Regions from separate parts of the Homo sapiens genome. Here region 1 is linked to region 2. Evidence: read pairs that join two places in POLR2A ChIA-PET (ENCODE). Cell type or tissue: CD4-positive, alpha-beta T cell. All regions are shown on one strand. Each heading gives the region's core, and the rest is flanking DNA. Links, peaks and the distances in the headings are about the cores only. Region 1 has its middle 12 kb from the start of PARP14. Region 2 overlaps DTX3L (deltex E3 ubiquitin ligase 3L).

The links. ChIA-PET counts read pairs that join two places held together with the same protein. Peaks named below come from ENCODE experiments on the same cell type or tissue, not always from the same donor. Only the 100,000 strongest peaks of a DNase experiment are listed, where the experiment ranks them.
Region 1: POLR2A ChIA-PET joins it to region 2 with 6 read pairs; 16 of 35 experiments call an interaction of 5 or more read pairs at or near these places.

Annotation. Positions count from the first base shown.
Region 1 is chr3:122,663,004-122,673,994 of GRCh38, forward strand. No RefSeq gene overlaps it. Among named protein-coding and RNA genes, the nearest start is that of PARP14, 12 kb to the right of the region's middle. RefSeq lists enhancers at 5,651-6,850, 6,276-6,325. In CD4-positive, alpha-beta T cell, for the core only: no CTCF peak of the experiment used is centred there; no DNase peak of the experiment used is centred there.
Region 2 is chr3:122,566,665-122,577,655 of GRCh38, forward strand. It overlaps DTX3L (deltex E3 ubiquitin ligase 3L), which reads left to right. Exons shown (of 5, transcript NM_138287.3): 3 at 1,825-3,360; 4 at 3,791-4,008; 5 at 5,014-8,539. The coding sequence ends at 5,083. PARP15 (poly(ADP-ribose) polymerase family member 15) reads left to right here and starts at 10,986. Exons shown (of 12, transcript NM_001113523.3): 1 at 10,986-10,991. RefSeq lists enhancers at 9,369-9,418, 10,953-10,991. In CD4-positive, alpha-beta T cell, for the core only: no CTCF peak of the experiment used is centred there; a DNase peak (open chromatin) is centred at 6,487; H3K27ac peaks cover 668 bases.

The DNA of each region.
Region 1 (10,991 bases), core at 3,555-7,554, 96 kb after region 2:
TTCATTCTTTTTTTTTTTTTTTTTTACCCTCCAAGGGGGTAGTTCGGGGTGAGTCTATAGGCCATAAAGAATAGGACTGCATTGGACCAAGATAAATGGGAAAATTGTGGTTTGAAAAGAAGCTTTTGGGAGGTAATGAGTCATTTTGTATCAGGTAATAGGGGAAAATTGTGCGACCTCCAGCAAACACAAGAATGGTTATTTCCCGGAGCCAGAAGCACTTGGGGGTCATGATAATTCCCAATGTTTGTGTGTCCTGGTTTTACCCTTTTTAAACACTGTCCTTTTTGAAAGTTCGAATATATCCACATTCTGTTGAAACCTTGAAACTTTAAAAATTTAGACTCTTGTCGTCATCTTAAGCTCTTCATGCTACTCTTAACCTCCCAAAAAGCAGTCTCTAAGTCACATAGATGATCTCTTGGGCATTTTCTCTCAGCCATGGAGAGGAGTGAAAGGCAGAATCGCTGCTTTTCTCAAGCAAATCGGTTTCTTGATGTCTTTTGGTTCTCACTCGTTGCCTACTCCTAATGGTTTGACCCCTTTTATAGATCAGGGTGCTCTAGGGTAATGGATGGTCTTGGGTGGTGAATAAAGGTGGATAAATAGGGACAGGGACAGTTAAATTGGGAGCCTTTCTCACAACCTCGATGGTTTTTTCCCCCCAAGTTTCCTTCTCCACTGAAATGACACACCAATGGTTGTTGGATTTATGAGGTGGCCAGACCAATGGGTTGTTTTTTCTTTTTCTTTTCTTTTTTTTAAGTCTCCCTTGAGAGAATAAATGGTAATGGAGAGAACTATTTAACAAGGTCCTGGTTTCTCTTGCAACACAGTAGCTAAACTTGCCTGCTTTTATGTGCATTTTTGTAGGGATCAGCTTGGTAGACAGTATTAGCAGAGAAATGACACCTTGATCTTGGTTTGCAAGCACTTCTCCTGTCAGTCCTAGATTAGGCCCTGCTCAGCCATGCAGGGGTGTTGGTTTATGCGTGCTGCAGCAGTGGGCATAATGAATATAATTTGCCCAGTGAACAAAAGTGTGTACCAAATGAATTTAAATAATTAGGGTGGACTGGCTAGTAGCTAAGAAGTAGGCTTTTAAAGAGAGATTGAAAGCTTTTTTTTAAGAAAAAAAAAACATTGATTGTAGATAATGAGAAGCTAGGGTTTGCCCTCTTCATGTCTACTCTCCCTCCAAATAGATACCAAACTGTTTTTCCCTCTCCCCTACCTTGCCCCCCTGTTAAAATAGAAATGGGGATTGATTAATGTCCCTCTCCTAAATACATGTAAAATTTGAAAATGATTTATAATCTATAGACTTATTATGTGGGAGATGTCCTGAGATGTAAAATCCCATCCTTTGGGTTGTGAGTTTTTTGTTTCCTCCAAAAAAATCTGATCTTAAAAAAATAGATTTTTTAAAAACTTTAATATTGCTATGATGAGATTGTCTTTGTAGGACACTGAATTGGCTTATAAAAATACAGTTTTTTGCTGCCTTCCTAAACTGCACAGATGGACAGATGACTGTGTTTCTGTTTAGTTATAGGGACTTTGTTGAATCTATATTCTGATAGAAAGATAAAAGGCCAGGCCAGGCGTGGTGGCTCACACCTGTAATCCTAGCACTTTGGGAGGCTGAGGCAGGTAGATCGCCTGAGTTCAGGAGTATGAGACCAGCCTGGCCAACATGGCAAAAACCCCATTTCTACTAAAAATACAAAAATTAGCTGGATGTGGTAGCATGAGCCTGTGGTCCCAGCTACTTGGGAGGCTGAGACAGGAGAATTTCTTGAACCCGGGAGGCGGAGGTTGCAGTGAGCCAAGATGGTGCCACTGTACTCCAGCCTGGGTGACAGAGTGAGACTCTGCCTCAAAAAACAAAAACCAAAAACCAAAAAAAAAAAAAAAGAAAAAAGAAAAAGAAAAAGAAAAGAAAAGAAAAAAAGGAAATTTAATTTCTGTGTCCATAACAGAGTTGTACTGAAGTACAGCCATACTCACTTGTTTATGTACATTCTATGGCTGCATATGGGTGAATATGAATCAAAATTAAAAATCTAATTCTCTCAGGTGCACAAGAGGAAACTCTCCTCCCATTTTTATTTTTGAAAATTTGTAATTGTTAATTTTCTTTCTGCCTTTTTGAGATGTATAAAAATCTCTTTTGAAGGCATTTTTTTTTTAAAGCCTCTTGCCAGTTTTACAACCCAGGAGTGTTTTCTCAAGGACCTGGGAGCCATCTCTTTGAAATGTAATCATCAAGGAGGATGGTGCCCCATCTCCCGGTTTCCACGGGAGGGCAGGAGCCTGACTTCAGCTGGCATCTGGCTCCAAATCATAACTACCTACTTGTCATAGAACTATGAGAAATTTTATTATTTCTTTGGATAAAGACAATTAGCTAACACAGATGGCCATCCCAATTACTGGGTGGTTTAGGATGACCTATGTGTGACAAATGGTATTGTCAAATCCTCTTACTTGAGGGCTAGTTATCAACTGAGAACATGTGTGTAATGGGGTGTATCTACTGGACTACGTAAAAAGGTGAGATTTCTTTCTATCTTTGAAATCTTTTTAGTGGATTACCTGTGATAAGCATCACATTCTGGTTTAATGCTTATTCAATAATATACTATTTTCTTTCTCTTCTGCCTTGTGTAGAGGTTTTCCGGGTCAGCAGGAGATTTGGCTTTTAATTATATTTCCCTAACAGCTGCTTCTGGTCTTGGATGGCAGAATTGAGTAGTTGCAACAGAGACCATATGGCCTACATAACCTAAACTATTTACTCTCTCGCTCTTTAAGGGAAAAGTTTGCGGTCAAACCTGGGCTAGGTAACTAGATGTGTATGCAAGATACTTAAAGAAAGTTAAATTATTTAGTATAATAAAGTGAGGGATTTTGAGTTTGTATAGGTGGCTTAAAGAGAAGCAGTAGGGGCCTGGGAACATGGGGAAGGGGGTGATCAGAAGAGGTGGATCTTAGGGCAAGGCATTGCAAACCCAAATGTCTAGAGGGGCTGGGATGCCAATGAGCAAAGTGAGCCAAATGGAAATTTTACTGAACTGGAGCCAGGACCCTTGGTTGCAGCTGATGGCAAACCATCTGTTTTTTTGTTTGTTTGTTTTTCCCCAAATAAGCTGTAAATCTGAGGTTTTATATGAAGACTCACTTTTAAAATGTTAGCATCTAATTTGAATTTTTCAAAAGCAGGTCTCAGGCAGGCTTCAGTTTGGTGGACACCAACTTGTGACTTCTGATCTCAAGCGAGGGAGTCGGAGAGGACCTTTCCATGTTAACTGTTAAATGGTTTGGGCAGGAATTGCCTGATAAATTAATTCCTAGAAATAGTTATGTGTGAACTTTGACCTGGGAGTTGATTTCTACATTGAGATGTAATTAATTTTCAGTAAGTATGTTAGTGATAATTTGGGGGTAAGAAATGGGGGTAGTATTTCTAGAGTAGAAGCAGTGTGAAAACAGGACCACAGAGGCAGGAGCCATGAAGCAGATTTAGTTGCGCACTTTCTCTGGAAAAATGTAGGCCCCTGAAAACAGATATTGCAGAGAGCTCTCGGCCTTTCCACAGCGCACTGAATGGGGATTTCGGACATTTTATTTAGATATCAAGTGAAATACAATTCAAACAGGATAGAGAACTTAGGGACTTAGAATAATGATTGACATTTAGCAAGCCCTCAATAAATGTTAGCTCTTGTAATTAACTACTGTTTTCTAGAATATGTATGGAAACTCAGATCACTTGGCCAGGATGCAACACCTGCCAAAAAACAAAGGAAGCGCAATCACTTTTCAAATCCAAAGGAAAAGACTTGGAGTATATGTGGTTTAAAAAATGTCTGCACTGAAGCAGGAGGATCACTTGAGCCCTGGAGTTCAAGACCAGCCTAGGCAACACAGCAAGACTCCATCTTTATAAAAAAAATTTAAAAATTAACCAAGTGTGCTGGCATGTGCCTATAGTCTCAGCTACTCAGGGCTGAGATGGGAGGATTACTTGAGCACAGGAGGTAGTGGCTGCAGTGAGCCATGATTGAGTCACTGCACTCCAGCCTGGGCAAGAAAGTGAGACCCTGTCTCAAAAAAATAAAAAATGAAAAGAAAAATGTCTGCAAATTATTATTATTATTATTATTATTTTATTATACTTTAAGTTCTAGGGTACATGTGCACAACATGCAGGTTTGTTACATAGGTATACATGTGCCATGTTGGTTTGCTGAACCCATTAACTCATCATTTACATTAGATAGTTCTCCTAATACTATCCCTCCCCCTGCCCCCCACCCCACGACAGGCCCCCACTTGTGATGTTCCCCACCCTGTGTCCAAGTGTTCTCATTGTTCAATTCCCACCTATGAGTGACAACATGCGGTGTTTGGTTTTCTGTCCTTGTGATAGTTTGCTCAGAATGATGGTTTCCAGCTTCATCCATGTCCCTGAAAAGGACATAAACTCATCCTTTTTTATGGCTGCATAGTACTCCATGGTATATATGTGCCACATTTTCTTAATCCAGTCTATCATTGATGGACATTTGGGTTGGTTCCAAGTTTTTGCTATTGTGAATAGTGCCACAATAAACACACATGTGCATGTGTCTTTATAGTAGCATGATTTATAATCCTTTGGGTATATACACAGTAATGGGATCGCTGGGTCAAATGGTATTTCTAGTTCTAGATCCTTGAGGAATCGCCACACTGTCTTCCACAATGGTTGAACTAATTTACACTCCCACCAGAAGTGTAAAAGCTTTCCTATTTCTCCACATCCTCTCCAGCAACTGTTGTTTCTTGCCTTTTTAATGATTGCCATTCTAACTGGTGTGAGATGGTATCTCATTGTGGTTTTGATTTGTGTTTCTCTGATGACCAGTGATGATGAGCATTTTTTCAATTGTCTGTTGGCTGCATAAATGTCTTCTTTTGAGAAGTGTCTGTTCATATCTTTGGCCACTTTTTGATGGGGTTGTTTGTGTTTTTCTTGTAAATTTGTTTGAGTTCTTTGTAGATTCTTGTTACTAGCCCTGTGTCAGATGGGTAGATTACAAAAATTTTCTCCCATTCTGTAGGTTGCCTGCTCATTCTGATAGTGGTTCTTTTGCTGTGCAGAAGTTCTTTAGTTTAATTAGATCCCATTTGTCTATTTTGGCTTTTGTTGCCATTGCTTTTGGTGTTTTAGACATGAAGTCCTTGCCCATGCCTATGTCCTGAATGGTATTGCCTAGGTTTTCTTCTAGGGTTTTTATGGTTTTAGGTCTAACATTTAAGTCTTTAATCCATCTTGAATTAACTTTTGTATAAGGTGTAAGGAAGGGATCCAGTTTTAACTTTCTACATACGGCACCCGCCTGTATGTGGTGTCAGTCAGCCCATACTGGGAGGTGTCTCCCAGTTAGGCTACACGAGGGTCAGGGACCCACTTGAAGAGGCAGTCTGTCCGTTCTCAGAGCTCAAACAACCTGCTTGGAAAAGCACTGCTCTCTTCAGAGCTGTCAGACAGGGACGTTTAAGTCTGCAAAAGTTTCTGCTGCCTTTTGTTCAGCTATGCCCTGCCCGGAGGTGGGGTCTACGGAGGCAGCAGGCCTTGCAGAGCTGTGGTGGGCTCTGCCCAGTTTGAGCTTCCTGGCCATTTTGTTTACCTACTCAAGCCTCAGCAATGATGGACGTCCCTCCCCCTGCTAGGCTGCTGCCTCGCAGGTTGATCTCAGTCTCTGCACTAGCAGTGAGCAAGGCTCTGTGGGCATGGGACCTGTCGAGCCAGGTGCGGGATATACTCTCCTGGTGTTCCATTTGCTAACACCGTTGGAAATGCACAGTATTTGGGTGCCAGCATCCTGATTATCTAGGTACAGTCTGTCATGGCTTCCCTTGCCTATGAAAGGGACATCCCCCAACCCCTTGTGCTTCCCTGGTGAGGTGATGCCCCACCCTGCTTTGGCTCGCCCTCCGTGGGCTGCACCCACTGTCCAACCAGTCCCAGTGAGATGAACTACGTACCTCAGCTGGAAATGCAGAAATCACCATCTTCTGTGTTTATCACGCTGGATGCTGCAGACTGTAGCTGTTCCTATTCAGCCATCTCGGAACAGAGAGGCAAATGTCTGCAAATTCTTAAACACCCCTCCAGTGAGGATGTGGAATCTGTTTCTCTTCTACCTGACTATGAACTTGACTTAGTGACTCACTTCATTTTTTAGAGATGGGGTCTCTCTCTCGAGTGCAGTGGTGCCATCATAGCTCACTGCAGCCTTGAACTCCTGGCCTCAAGTGATCCTCCTGCCTCAGCCTGTTAAGTAGCTAGGACTACAGGTGCACACCACCATGCTCAGTTAATTTTTAAAAAATGTTTTTTGTTAGGCAGGGTCTAGCTATGTTGTTCAGGCTATGACTCACTTCTAATCAATAGAATGCTTGAGAAGTGAAACTATAACTTCTAAGGGCCAAGTCATAAAAAGTAATAGAGCTTTCGACTCTCTCTTGCTCTCTCTCAACATGCCTTAGGAGCTGAGTCACCAAGTTGAAAGTTCACCTACTCTGAAGCCACCATGCTGGAGAAACCATGTGGTGAGCCCACATATTGATAGAGATACCAGAGGAGCTCCAGAGGGTCCAGCCCCCAGTTTTTTGAGTTATCCTAGGCTGGGTACCAGATGTGTGAGTAAGTAGGCTTCGAGATGCCTCCAGCCTCAGCCACAGTCTGATTACAATTTTCTCAATTCTTGAGAAAGAATTGTCTAGTTTAGCCCAGTCTACCCCCAGAATCTTGAGGGATAATACCACTAAATTTGGGGGAGGATTGTTAAGCAGGAAAAGATAACTGGAATAATGTTCTCACCTCCTGCTGTATATGAAAAAAATTGTTTTAAGTTAGCTACATTGCCTACTATAAAAAGGGAGTCATTTATACTGAAATTTCTTTCATATTCATGCCTTTAAATGACTAAGAGATTATGGGATTTAGGGAAGAAGTTGATACGTAGGATAGGGATTTAATTTATTTTAATTCAGGCTTATGACCGATTTTTAGAAACAGAAAAGATCTTCCAAATCTCTTCCTCAGAGCAAATTTTTTTTGTATGTAAGGGCTTTGAGATATCTACTACTTGATTGTACGTGGAATAGCTCATAAGATTGCACTTTTTGGCGGATGATAGATGCAACGTCCAAATACTCTGAATTTGAGGCTGCAAGGAGGAAGGACGCTACTGCTTTCTTCAAGGTGTTCATGGTTAGGCTGTGGAAAACACATGGATTGAGCAGATGGCACTTATTCCCAGCCACTGACCAGCCTTCCGTTCAGTGGCATTAAAAGATGCTTTAAAATGTCAGCCTTTCCCAGGGAATGTTTATTCCGTTTATGTTTATTCATAAACATAATGTTTATTATGTATATTATTTATATATAATATATATTACATATAACATAATAATATATATTATATATAATATATATTACATATAACATAATAATATATATTATATATAATATATATTACATATAACATAATAATATATATTATATATAATATATATTACATATAACATAATAATATATATTATTTATATATAATATATATTACATATAACATAATAATATATATTATTTATATATAATATATATTACATATAACATAATATATATTATTTATATATAATATATATTACATATAACATAATATATATTATTTATAAATAATATATATTACATATAACATAATAATATATATTATTTATATATTGTTTATATATAACATTATGTTCAAGTTGGGTTAGTTCCAGGAATGCCTGAGCAATGTGAGGAGGGTGGCTGCATGGGGATATGGTGGTAGCAACAGGAGATTGGTATGTAACCAACACAGGATATTGCACAGTTATATCGAATCCAACACAGTTATGTAGAAGGGATTGACCCAATAAGTAAATATATTGGGGATAATGGAAGGCAGATTTCTCACTATTGGAGAAAGGAGTTACAAATATGCAAAGGAAAAAAACCAGAATGAACTTTGTAGTGTTGGCTTGGAACTGGAGGTATCAGTATAAACTCATCATTTTGTAAGTATATAGATATATAGATATAAAGACAGAGAGAAATAAAAAATGCACTTGTGTGTGTACACATGTATTCCCTAGCACTGTCCACTGAGAAAGCCTGAGACAGTAACACTTTAAAATCGATGAACACAGCACTAATTGGAATAATGAGTGATTCCAGGCTCAAGTTAGGGAAGTAATGAAACTTTATTTACATAAACAAGTAGTATGCTGGATTTGGCCAGCATGATACACACACATACACACACACACACACACACACACACACACACACACACACACATATATATCTTGTTCTTTTTTATGGCTGCATAGTATTCTATGGTGTATATGTACCATATTTTCCTTATCCAATCTGTCATTGATGGACATGTAGGTTAATTCCATATCTTTGCTATTGTGAATAGTGCTGCAATGAACATATACGTGCATGTGTCTTTATGGTAGAATGATTTCTATTCCTTTGGGGATATACCCCAATAATGGGATTCCTGGGTTAAATGGTAGTTCTGTTGACTCTTTGAGTAATCACCACACTGCTTTCCATAATGGTTGAACTAATTTACATTCCCACCAGTAGTGTATAAGTGTTCCCTTTTCTCCGTAACCTCTCCAGTATCTGTTATTTTTTTACTTCTTAATAGCCATTCTGACTGGCAGCATGCCATATTTTGCGATGTCCTATTCCAACATACTCAGGGTGATGGGGTATTATGTCAGCTATTTACTTTCAAATTGTTCAGGAAATAAAAAATTCTCTATACTAGTCTTGCAACTTTTCTGTGAGGTCAAAATTATTTCAAAATAAAAATTATTAAAATTAAAGACATTTTCAGACCAATAGATTGAGAAAGCTCATCATTCATGAGCTCTTACAGAAAGAACTGCAAATAATAAGTATCTACTTTAGGAAAAAGAAGATTGAATGAGGAAGAAAAAAGAGTGCTTTAGAACAAAATAATTGTTAATTGTTAAACATATTGCTAAATAAATATTGACTAATTCTGAAAAGACTAATTTTGGAGTGTTAAAAAACAGTTAACAACAGCAAAAGGATAGCAAAATAGGGGGCAAGTTTTTCTCAGGTCTTTGTGTCTTTTGAGATGTATTGACTAGCTTTATACTTTGTTTAGTCTAAACTCCGCAAAAGAATAGATACAGAAATTCAATCAAAATAGAGAAGGAAAAAGGGAATAAAGAAAAACTATCAATCTAATAAAAACTATAATCTAATATTTGATATCAATCTAATAATATCAAACTATCAATCTAATCTAAGAAATGAAGAAAAATAAGCAAGGAAGAAGGTAGTTTATTTAAAAACCCACAAATAAAATAGTGGGAATAAGTCTAACTATACCAGTCATTTATAATATCTAGAAATTTATGTTTGCCAATTAAAAGACAGATTGGATTTAAAATAATCCAGCCGTATTCTGTTAGCAAGAGACTTACCTAAACTAAAGACATAGAAAATTTGACAGAAAAGGGATGAAAAAGTTTTTCAGGTGTATCAGAGAGAATGCTTTTGGCAATAGGCAACGGAATAACTAACTAAAACAGGCTTAAATAACAGGGATGTATATTGACTCACTTCACAAGAAATTTTGAGGTAGGTGTTCTAAGGTTGGTTCTATAGCTCAATGGTGCCATCAAATATCCAGGCATTTTGTAGATTTCTGAGAGATTGGCCTTCAAAGTTACAAAATGGCTGGTCACATCCTACTTGATAACATTTTTTTTTAAAAAAAAGAAGGAGAAAAATGATTTCTTCTCACATGTCTCTATTTATGGAGGAAGAAAGTGTTTTCCAGGAGCAGACAATGGACTTCCCTTTATATTTCTGCCTAGAACTGGCTCACATGGTCATCCCTAAACCAATCCCACTAGAAGGGAATTAGATTATTAAAACTGGCTTAGCCCAAGCATCAGTCAGGTGTGGGTCAAAAGAACATCTATTTTAGCTAAACACTTTGCTACTTAGTATCTAAAAAAAATTGAAATTCCCCTAGCAAGGAAAAAAAGAGTATCTTAGAGTAAGTAATCAATCTACTCGAAGTATCTGCCCCACTTGGCAAGATCTAGTAAAGTGGTCATAGAAATGTTAATATAAGACAAAATGGACATTAGGGCAATGAGAATACAGCAGAAAGAATGACACTCACTGATGACAAAAAGGAACAATTCACTGGGAAGATACAAAAATTTTGAAACTGGAGGCTGGGTGCGGTGGCTCATGCCTGTAATCTCAGCATTTTGGGAGGCTGAGGTGGGAGGATCACTTGAGCCCAGACGTTCAAGACATGCCTGGGCAACATAGCGAAACCCTGTCTCTTAAAAGAAAATATAAAAATCTTGAAACTGTATAGCTTCAAATTAAGCAAAATCTGAGATTTTGCTTATCTGAAGATAAGCAGAAAGTGGCAATATTACAAGGAAAAATTAACAAATAATCTACCAGGTATGAAAGTCTCTATTTTCCCATACAGTCACTACCAGAGCTTTGTTATTCAGGCCATATAAACATGATATGGCTAACTTGGCCTTGAGGTAGACCTGGATTCAAACGTAAGAGTCAACAGTAATCTCTGCTATAGGTGGGAGAGGTGAGGCAAAGGCAAGGCCAATGAGAGATGCTGCTATGAGTTGTCAGCAGCCAATATTTCCAGCAGCTAGGGAATGGGCTTATAACTCTGAAGAAGGGATCCAAGCAGAGCATTGCAGTATGCACTATGAAAGTATAGCATAAGGTTGAACTCTATGGCAAGACAGCCTGGGTTTGTATCCTAGCTTGACCATTCTCTAGCTGTGTGGCCTTGGGCAAGATATTTAACCTTGATATTTTCTTGATAACCAAGATATTTTCTGTGTCTTTAGTTAGGTACATCTCTTGTTAA
Region 2 (10,991 bases), core at 4,110-8,109:
GTGCTACTTCTAACCAGAAATCAGAGACAACTTGACTGAGGAGGTGATGTTTGGCCTGAAACTTGAATGATGACAAGATTCATTCAACAATAGATATCCACTGCCTACTGTGTTCCAGGCACTGTTATAGGAGCTGGGGAGGCAGCCAGGAACATGGCAGACTCGGCTTCCAGGGACGGCACCTTCTAGAGAGAGAAACAGACAATATTAGTAAACAATAGATATATAATAAAATGTCTGCCAGTCATACCTGCTAGGAAGAAGAATAAGTGACAGACAGTGACAGAACCACCATTTAAAATAGGATGTCTGGAAAAACCTCAAGTGAGGTGACATCTCTAGCCAAGTGGATTTCTGGGCGGAAAGTGTCCTAGAGGGAAGCATAGGTGCAAAGTCCCCAAGAGCTGACATTTTGAGGCCCAGAAGCTTTAAGGAAGCCAGTGTGGTGGGGAGGGCAGTGAGCAATGGAGAGAGGTGCTAGGAACTCGGGAAGGTACCCAGAAGACAGGCCTTTGGGGCTGAAGGTAAGGATTTTGGATTTTTAACTTAAAATGTTAGGGGATTCATCAGATAGTTTTGAGCCAGGGGAGAGGGCGATCTGGTTTATATTTCTAAAGGGTCACTCTGGCTGCTGTTGGAAAACTGAACGTAGAAAGGGGATAGAATGGAGAGTTAGAGCCTGGTTAGGAGGGGTTGCAGTGCGCCAGGTGAAAGATGATAATGGCATGCACTTTGGTGGCCTTGATGGAGGTGTGAGAAATGGCTGGATTCAGGAAACATTTTGAAGATCTAGAGGAAGGATCTTAACATGCAAAGTCCTTGAGAAGGAACAAAACATTAGGAATTTTGCTTTTATATTACAGTCAATTGGTCTCTGTCCTTTTTATCTTAACCTGGCGTGTCTTATATTTGAGCTTCTAAAGGCCAGGGTTTAGAAGGGTCCACAACTTTGCATGCAGTCGAGTGTTTAGTTGAAACAAGAATAAAGGAGGAAGAGTGAAGAAGAGAAAAAATAGTAATAGGAAAAGCCATTGCCCTCAGTTTTATGGCTCCCTTCCAAGTTCACAAACTTTTGTGAGGGCCACAACAACTTGCCCAGAGAGCACAGGTGCCTTCCCTTGACTGCTGTTCCCAAGATCAAACAGCTAGTGGCAGTTGTAGAACACGGATCTCTTGGCCATGGAGCTTTTAGAAATGCTCATGCCCAGGCTCCACTGCAGATTAGTTAACATCAGAATCTCTGGGGATGTGCTTGGGCTTTGGCTGGTTTGTTTTTCCCTGAATTCGCCAGGTGAGTCTTATATGCAGACAGGGCTGAGAACCTCTGGGATGTAGCGTGCTGTATCCTCTAAAAAGGATTTGAGACCAGGCACGGTGGCACATGTCTGTAATCCCAGCACTTTGGGAGGCTGAGGTGGGTGGATCACCTGAGGTCAGGAGTTCCAGGCTAGCCTGACCAACATGGAGAAACCTCGTCTCTACTAAAGATACAAAATTAGCCGGGCGTGGTGGCACATGCCTATAATCCCAGCTACTCAGGAGGCTGAGGCAGGAGAATTGCTTGAACCCGGGAGGCGGAGGTTGCAGTGAGCTGAGATCGCGCCATTGCACTCCAGCCTGGGTAACAAGAGTGAAACTCCATCTTGAAATAAATAAATAAATAAATAAATAAATAAATAAATAAATAGGATTTGAAAGAAGTTGCCCCCACTTGGGAAAGATGTAGTGGTTGTTTCTCTAGTCTCTATGCATTCTCCTGAAGAGAAGATGGTAGGCCTGCATGCTGAGAGGTTTTATTTGTTCCTGTTCCTTTTAAAATTTCAGATCTTTCTTACTGTAACAGCTGACCTGAACTGTAACCTGTTCTCCAAAGAGCAGAGGGCATACATAACCACACTGTGCCCTAGTATCAGAAAAATGGAAGGTCACGATGGAATTGAGAAGGTGTGTGGTGACTTCCAAGACATTGAAAGAATACATCAATTTTTGAGTGAGCAGTTCCTGGAAAGTGAGCAGAAACAACAATTTTCCCCTTCAATGACAGAGAGGAAGCCACTCAGTCAGCAGGAGAGGGACAGCTGCATTTCTCCTTCTGAACCAGAAACCAAGGCAGAACAAAAAAGCAACTATTTTGAAGTTCCCTTGCCTTACTTTGAATACTTTAAATATATCTGTCCTGATAAAATCAACTCAATAGAGAAAAGATTTGGTGTAAACATTGAAATCCAGGAGAGTTCTCCAAATATGGTCTGTTTAGATTTCACCTCAAGTCGATCAGGTGACCTGGAAGCAGCTCGTGAGTCTTTTGCTAGTGAATTTCAGAAGAACACAGAACCTCTGAAGCAAGAATGTGTCTCTTTAGCAGACAGTAAGCAGGCAAATAAATTCAAACAGGAATTGAATCACCAGTTTACAAAGCTCCTTATAAAGGAGAAAGGAGGCGAATTAACTCTCCTTGGGACCCAAGATGACATTTCAGCTGCCAAACAAAAAATCTCTGAAGCTTTTGTCAAGATACCTGTGAAACTATTTGCTGCCAATTACATGATGAATGTAATTGAGGTTGATAGTGCCCACTATAAACTTTTAGAAACTGAATTACTACAGGAGATATCAGAGATCGAAAAAAGGTATGACATTTGCAGCAAGGTTTCTGAGAAAGGTCAGAAAACCTGCATTCTGTTTGAATCCAAGGACAGGCAGGTAGATCTATCTGTGCATGCTTATGCAAGTTTCATCGATGCCTTTCAACATGCCTCATGTCAGTTGATGAGAGAAGTTCTTTTACTGAAGTCTTTGGGCAAGGAGAGAAAGCACTTACATCAGACCAAGTTTGCTGATGACTTTAGAAAAAGACATCCAAATGTACACTTTGTGCTAAATCAAGAGTCAATGACTTTGACTGGTTTGCCAAATCACCTTGCAAAGGCGAAGCAGTATGTTCTAAAAGGAGGAGGAATGTCTTCATTGGCTGGAAAGAAATTGAAAGAGGGTCATGAAACACCGATGGACATTGATAGCGATGATTCCAAAGCAGCTTCTCCGCCACTCAAGGGCTCTGTGAGTTCTGAGGCCTCAGAACTGGACAAGAAGGAAAAGGGCATCTGTGTCATCTGTATGGACACCATTAGTAACAAAAAAGTGCTACCAAAGTGCAAGCATGAATTCTGCGCCCCTTGTATCAACAAAGCCATGTCATATAAGCCAATCTGTCCCACATGCCAGACTTCCTATGGTATTCAGAAAGGAAATCAGCCAGAGGGAAGCATGGTTTTCACTGTTTCAAGAGACTCACTTCCAGGTTATGAGTCCTTTGGCACCATTGTGATTACTTATTCTATGAAAGCAGGCATACAAACAGTAAGTATTTCTCAAGTCCATGGGTTTCTTGCCACTATGCTACGATTACCAGGGCAAAAGAGACTGTCCTGTTGCCTATTAGACAATAGATTTCCCAAGGAATTATCTCCAGGGTCATGTGCAAGGGACTGAAATAGTGGTAAAGGTCACAATGTTTGCTGGTAATTCAAATACCTTTTGTGTCTATTTCTTAAGACAGAGAAAGGGTGGGTGGAGATTATATCTTGAGATGGGGGTATCAGGAAGGTGGACAGTGTTTCCAGCATGAATTCAAGGAAAGAGGAGAAATATGAGTTATTGGGAATATGAGCATAACTTCAATACCTTTCTTGCTTTTGATTTGCTTTATCTACAAATGAACACATCTATACCTATAGTAAAAATTAGACAGGGCACTCTTTTCACATGACATTTTCTTGTTCTCACACAGGAAGAACACCCAAACCCAGGAAAGAGATACCCTGGAATACAGCGAACTGCATACTTGCCTGATAATAAGGAAGGAAGGAAGGTTTTGAAACTGCTTTATAGGGCCTTTGACCAAAAGCTGATTTTTACAGTGGGGTACTCTCGCGTATTAGGAGTCTCAGATGTCATCACTTGGAATGATATTCACCACAAAACATCCCGGTTTGGAGGACCAGAAATGTGAGATCCTTTTGGGATGTAATGGCTGCTCAACAGAGTATAGGGATTATGAAATACGGCAATTTCTGGATGTGGATATAAGTAGACTCTATAGCAGTGGAATTGGTGTTTTGAGAGCTGCTGATCGGGGATGGTAATCTCAAAGACAGAAAGATTGGTCCCCATCAACTTCTACCCTGCCAGCTATAAAGTACTATGGAGTTATTTAAATTTTGCACCAAAGGACAGGGGGCTTTTGAATCCGAGATGAATACTATATAAGCTGATTTAATTTGAGGCGTTGTGTCTATCTGAAGGCTAGATGCTCGGAATGTCACTTTGCTTCCTTTTAAGGTCACCTTTCTTTTTCACCCCTTCCCCCACCAGTCCACAGAGAACCTGAAATCACTTGGCCAATAATATTCTAGAAAAAGTCTAAGTTGTGAGGAGACTATTGGTAGAAACTGTATTATACGAAATCCAATTGTTCTTTATGAAACCCAAATAGGATTCCTCAGACCCTTGGCACTAAAGAAAAAATATATACCCTGAGACTTTTCCAAAACCTTAAATTTGAAAATCCTACTAGCATGTGATTACGATGCCCCCCTAAAACACAGTATATTATTATATTTTTAGGAGAGTCACTACTTACCATAAACTGAAAAATTTTAAGAATTAACATAGACATGAAGCCTCAAAGTAAATCAACGTATTACTATTCATCTTGGATTCTCAAACCCCCTGCCCTTTGATGCGAAATGTAATAAATACATCATATTAATACTTTGTAGTTGGCAGGGTAGAAGCCAGCTTGAAAGGCAGATGCTGGCCAGACAGCTAGGCTCACTCGCTAGCGAAATGACTCGCATCTGCGAATTTAAAAGTCATGATACGTCATCCACCTTCAGGATTACTTGTGAATGTTTGCAACACTGGATATTAATTAAATCCTTAAATGCTGGATATCTATTGCACATATCCGAACAATTTGTGGTGACACTAAAGGAATTTTTGTTTCTTCAGGTATGGCTATCCTGATCCTTCTTACCTGAAACGTGTCAAAGAGGAGCTGAAAGCCAAAGGAATTGAGTAAGACAACTGCTGGAAGATGTCTTAAATCAAGCTTTCAAAAAAATATATTTTAGGAGGCTGATTTAATGCCAGTCTAAATCCTTATGTAGAAAGGACTTTGAAATTTTTCTTCTCAAGAAATGGTTTGTATAAGAATAACAATCTGCTAGTCTGTCATTTCTGGAGTGATACTTTTTTTTTTGAGACGGAGTCTGCTCTGTCGCTCGCGCTGGAGTGCAGTGGCATGATCTCGGCTCACTGCAAGCTCCGCCTCCCAGGTTCATGCCATTCTCCTACCTCAGCCTCCCGAGTAGCTGGGACTACAGGCGCCCACCACCATGCCCGGCTAATTTTTGTTTTTGTATTTTTAGTAGAGACAGGGTTTCACTGTGTTAGCCAGGATGGTCTCGATCTCCTGACCTCGTGATCCGCCCGCCTCAGCCTTCCAAAGTGTTGGGATTATAGGCGTGAGCCACCGCGCCCAGCCCTGGAGTGATACTTTTTATGGAAGACAAAAGCCCCCCAAATCTGTGTAAAATCTGCTGCAAAGGTGTCATCCCTCTTGTGTCATCACTGGGGTTAGAGGTGGGTCCGAAATAATCTTCTGTGTCCTTCAGTTGGACTCTCGGCTGCCAATTGATCTCTTTTTCATTGCCATCTCTGGGGTGGTTCTTTGGTTTTTTGTGTGTTTTCCCCTTCATCTCTACCTGTGAAAGTGAAATTCTATTGTAAATGGGAGGAAAAAGGGTTGGTTGTGAAAAATTAAAGACCCACATTCTGCTTTCTTACTCATGGTAAGAAAAGTGGCCATGAGTAGAGATTGGGCAAGCATTGGTAATAAATGGAATAAGACTATTATTATTATTATTTGAGATGGAGTCTCACTCTGTCACCCAGGCTGGAATGCAGTGGTGTGATCTTGGCTCACTGCAACCTCCACTTCCCGGGTTCAAGCGATTCTCCTGCCTCAGCCTCCTGAGTAGCTGGGATTACAGGTGTGTGCCTCCACACCCGGCTAATTTTTTGTATTTTTAGTAGAGACGGGGTTTTGCCATGTTGGCCAGGCTGGTTTCAAACTCCTGAGCTCAAATGATCCTCCTGCCTTGGCCTCCCAAAGTGCTGGAATTACAGGCATGAGCCACCACACCCACACAAGACTATCATTTTTAATGACCAAGAGCCTAGTATATAGTTGGTGCCTGTCTTAGTCTGTTTGTGTTGCTATAAAAGAACACCTGAGACTGGGTAATTGATAAAGAAAAAGGTTTGTTTGGCTCACAATTTTGCTGGCTAGAAGGTTGGGCATCCGGTGAAAGCCTCAGGCTGCTTCCATTCATAGCAAAGGGCAGCCAGTGTGTGCAGAAATCAAATGACAGAGAGGAAGTGAGAGAGAGAGGTGTCGGGGAGGTGCCAGGCTCTTTTTAACAAGCAGTTCTTCAGGAACTAAGAGTGAGTCACTCCCATGAGAACAGCACCAAGCCATTCATGGGGGAATCTGCCCCCATGACCCAGACCCCTCCCGTTAGGCTTCACCTCCAACACTGAGGATCAAATTTCAACATGAGATTTGGAGGAGGTCAAACAAACTAAACTGTAGCAGTGTTTCATAAAATTGTTTGCCTGACTCAGGTTGCTAGTAAGCCAGCAGAGGGATATTTGCCTCCTAAATCTTTGGCAGAGGCAGGAGTAAGGAAGCCATTTCTGGAGTCCTTGCTACTAATTTGGAAAACTGAGCTTCTTTCTTTCATTGCTTTTTCCCTTAAGAGACAAGTCCTTACTATATTGCCCTGTCTCTCAAGGGAAGACATCAAGACTGGACTTGAACTCCTGGGCTCAAGCCATCCCCCAACCTTGGCCTCTCGAGTAGATGGGATTATAGGCATGTGCCACGGTGCCTGACTTGAGTTTCTTATTCTAGAACACTTGGAGCCTGAACTCTGACCAGGCCCCTCACTTGAGCCTTTGCTTTCTGCTCCTTGTAAACTGCCATATTGGGTGCACTTGCCCTGCCACAGTAATGCTATATATTTCTGAGCATTGTTTTTCTCTAGATAATTTTATATTTTTGAGTATACCCCACTTCCAAGTGTTTTTTGTTTTGTTTTGCTTTGTTTTTGTTGTTGTTGTTTTGAGACAGGGTCTCACTGTGTCCCCCAGGCTGGAGTGCAGTGGCACAATGACGACTCACTGCAGCCTCAACCTCCTGGGGCCAAGTGATCCTCCCACCTCAGCCTCTCAAGTGGCTGGGACCACAGAAGTGCACCACCATGCCTGGCTTTTTTTTTTTTTTTTGGTCGAGATGGGGTGTCCCTGTGTTGCCCAGACTGGTCTTGAACTCCTGGACTCAAGGGATCCTCCTGTCTTGGGCTCCCAAAGTGTTGGGATTACAGGCGTGAGTGACCATGCCTAGCTCACTTCCAGGTTTAACAGACAAAATAAACTTACTCTAGTTTCCATCTCTATCATTTTATAATAACCGTAGCCCACATTGTAGTAGTTTTTCAGCTCTTTACTAAGTCCCACCAATTCATGTTTTCACCCTTAAAATCTTTCTCACTGATACTCTCTCTGGACAGAAAAAAGGTGAAATAAGCCTACTATAAGGAATATATGACATGCTAAATTTTATTTTTAAACGGTTCTTCAAGTCAGATTAAAGTAATAATAGCAAATTATGTGATTATCCATGTCCCAGCCTCTCTCCAAAAAAATAGTAAACAAGATGTCTTCTTCTTTTCCCAAAGATACACATACACACATGTACAAATTTTTTTATCAGATAATAATAGCTAATATTTAATGAGTACTTACCTTAGTTTGTCCCCTTTACAACAGCTTTACATCTGTGTGATTGATACAGTTCATATTCCCATTTTATAACTGAGAAAACTGGTGCACAGAGAGGATAAGCAACTTGCCAAAGGTCACACAGTTAATAAGTGGAAATGCTGGGGTATGAACCAGGTAGTCTGCCCCCATAGCTCTGCCCCCCAGAGCTGTACTGTCTCCCATGAGGGTACTTCTCCATGGAGCAGCCTGAGGCGATCCCTTTATTCTGGGCTTCTCTCAGAAATGGATTCCCACACAGTATTCAAAGCAAATTTCCCCAGAGGAAATCCTATTGGAAGAACTTAAAAACTCAGAATCTTTTTCTTTGTCCAGAGAGTTGAGGAAGCTTAAGCTAAATGATACATGTTTTTAAAAAAAAATCAGATTATAAATTTAGTTTTTGGTGATTCATTAAATTCTTTACTATTATAGTTATTTTCTAGCTGTTCATCTTTTAGCTAAATTTGTTCCAAAGAAGCAAAAGTTTGGTTTCTACTAAGTTCTGGATTCTGGATGGGAGATTGCACTGTGTGTGACATGCAAGTTTCATGGTGTGGGAGATTGCAGAGCATTTGGGTTACTGCTTTTACTCTTTGGAAGCTGTTATCATCTGTATCTGCTTTAAATAAAGTTAAAGATTTGGAACAAATTGTGTTCTTTCCCTTGCTTCTTTTTTTTTCCTTTAGGTTGAGATTCTGGGTGTTTCCTACAACACACACAGCATACAGTTGTATAACATGTGCATGGAGATCTTTGGTTGATTTTGTGTGTAGCTGCTTCCTAAATATGATCACAGTACAACTTAACTACTCTTGACTTCACTGCTGTTACTTTTGGCTGTAAAAATCACATTTCTCAGTATTTTTTCCTTATAACATATAGGTTATAAAGATAAAAGTAGGCTGCAGATATCATCTCTTCTCTCCTGGAGAGAGTATATACAATACCCTATCAAACTATATTTGCCCTCTCCTTGCTTCTTGAGGTTCTGTTTCACCTCTCCAACATTGGTGCTGAAGTACCCAGACAGGTCATTGAGCACTATTAGATCAGGGGCACCCTTCTCTCCAAAGAAAAAATAAAATAAAAGAATAATACATATTTGATGCTTCCCTGAAAATAGCATCAAAGTAATCATTAGGAGAAAAATAAGATCTTTATTGGACTTCCTTACACTTACCGTAATAGTTTAGTGTTTACAAAAATTATCCAGGCATGGTGGTACACATCTGTAATCCCAGCTATTCCGGAGGCTGAGGCATGAGAATTGCTTGAACCCAGGAGGCAGAGGTTGCAGTAGGCTGGGATCAGGCCACTGCACTCCAGCCTGGGCAACAGAGCGAGACTCTGTCTCAAAAAAAAAAAAAAATGTTTAGTACTGTTTTTGGTTTGATTTCCATACAGAAGTTAGGTGCTATTTCCTTTTTTATCGATTGGGTCATTTTTATTGATCAGATCTAAAACATAGAGCTTGATGCAAAGATTAAGATATTAATAATTTTGGAGGTCCAAGCCCAAGGACAAACAAAAAGAGAAGTGAGGCAAAGTAAGATGTAATGTAACGCGGTGCTAGGGGTTATCACCCTGGTTACTGCTTCACAATGAACCTGATGTTGCTGGTCTGGGAATTACATTTAGAGATCCACTGGCCTAGAAAATAGAGTTTAAACTCAGCAGCATGGCCGTTAGCGATTGCTCATGCCACTTTGCATACTTTGTGCTCCTTCCTCACCACCAAGTCCCTAGGGTTCAGTCACACCAGACTACAAGATTTTCCAAAGCACAGTCTATGCTTTCATTCATGTGATCTTTGTTCTGTGTAATCCACCCCCATCGCTGCTCTCTGCATGACAGATGATGAAAAAGGGAACTCTGAAGAGAGAGAGGGAGAGAGAGACACACCTCATTCTCATTCTTCACCTGATTTTCCTCTTAGAAAGTCCCCTACTCATCATGCAAGGTCTTACTGAAATGCCACTACTATAGAAACTTTTCTCCAATCTTGTCTCTAAATTACAACGAACCACTGATTTCTGTTATCCTAATACTTTATATGTATCTCAATGCAAATACGATACCAAAACCTTTTACCCTGCTCTCTGCCTTGGAGGTGGTACTGAGGGCTGACCTCTAAGTACCACATCAGCTCCATTCTCTGATTACTCATTGGGTTCTGCAGTGGGAGGTACCAGCACGAGATTGGAAGGCACACGGAGAGAGTACTTGGGATGCTTATACTCCCCTGGCTGTCTTCCGAAAGCAGTCATGGGTTCTACCTGCTGGCACTTGGTATAGCTCTTACCAAGTTCAGGAGATGCCCCCTCCCTTGCCCCTTCAGCCTAGATGGTAAGGGGAGGAGGCTACTTCACCATCTCTCAATGGTTTCCTTAACCCTTTGCCCACACCTGTGTAAATAATTTCTTTATTAAATTATCTTCAATTATTAATTTTGAGTATACCATCTGTATACTGCCAGGACTTTTCGTGATACACCAGGTAACAGTATTAATCTATGTTTTATTTCTCCACCTCCTACTTCACCCCTCACTCCAAAGAGAGGGGATCTGTGTCTAATTCATCTTTATAATCTTAACACAGTGCCAGGCATATCAAAGGCCTTCAATACGCGTTGATTGAATTAAATAATGCCCTGTTGGGCCAGAGGGGAACCTGACTCCAGCCCTGGCTTAGGGAGCACAGGAGAGAACCCAGTGTATTTTTCTAAATATGGGTGTGTAGGGAGAATTGGGGGGAAAGGAGTGGGATGCCCAACAGAAAAGGAAAGGAATACTGATTCCTGTGTTTTAATGTGCCAGGCATTCTACAGACTTTATCTCATTTAATCTTCATTATAATAACATGAAATAGTTATGGCTGTGCCCACTGTACAGATGCTATTGACTGAGGCTACATAACTAATAAAATTGCAGACCTCAGGATTTTGACCCAGGATTTGTCTGGCAGTAACGTCTGTCCCAAAGGGCGACACAATCCTGAGGCAGCTGTTCGCAAACTCGAGGCCTCAATCTTTGACGGAAGCGGTTTTCAGAGAAAAGAAGTTCGAGGCACAAGCCTGTTGGGTGGGGCGCAACTGCAGTCCC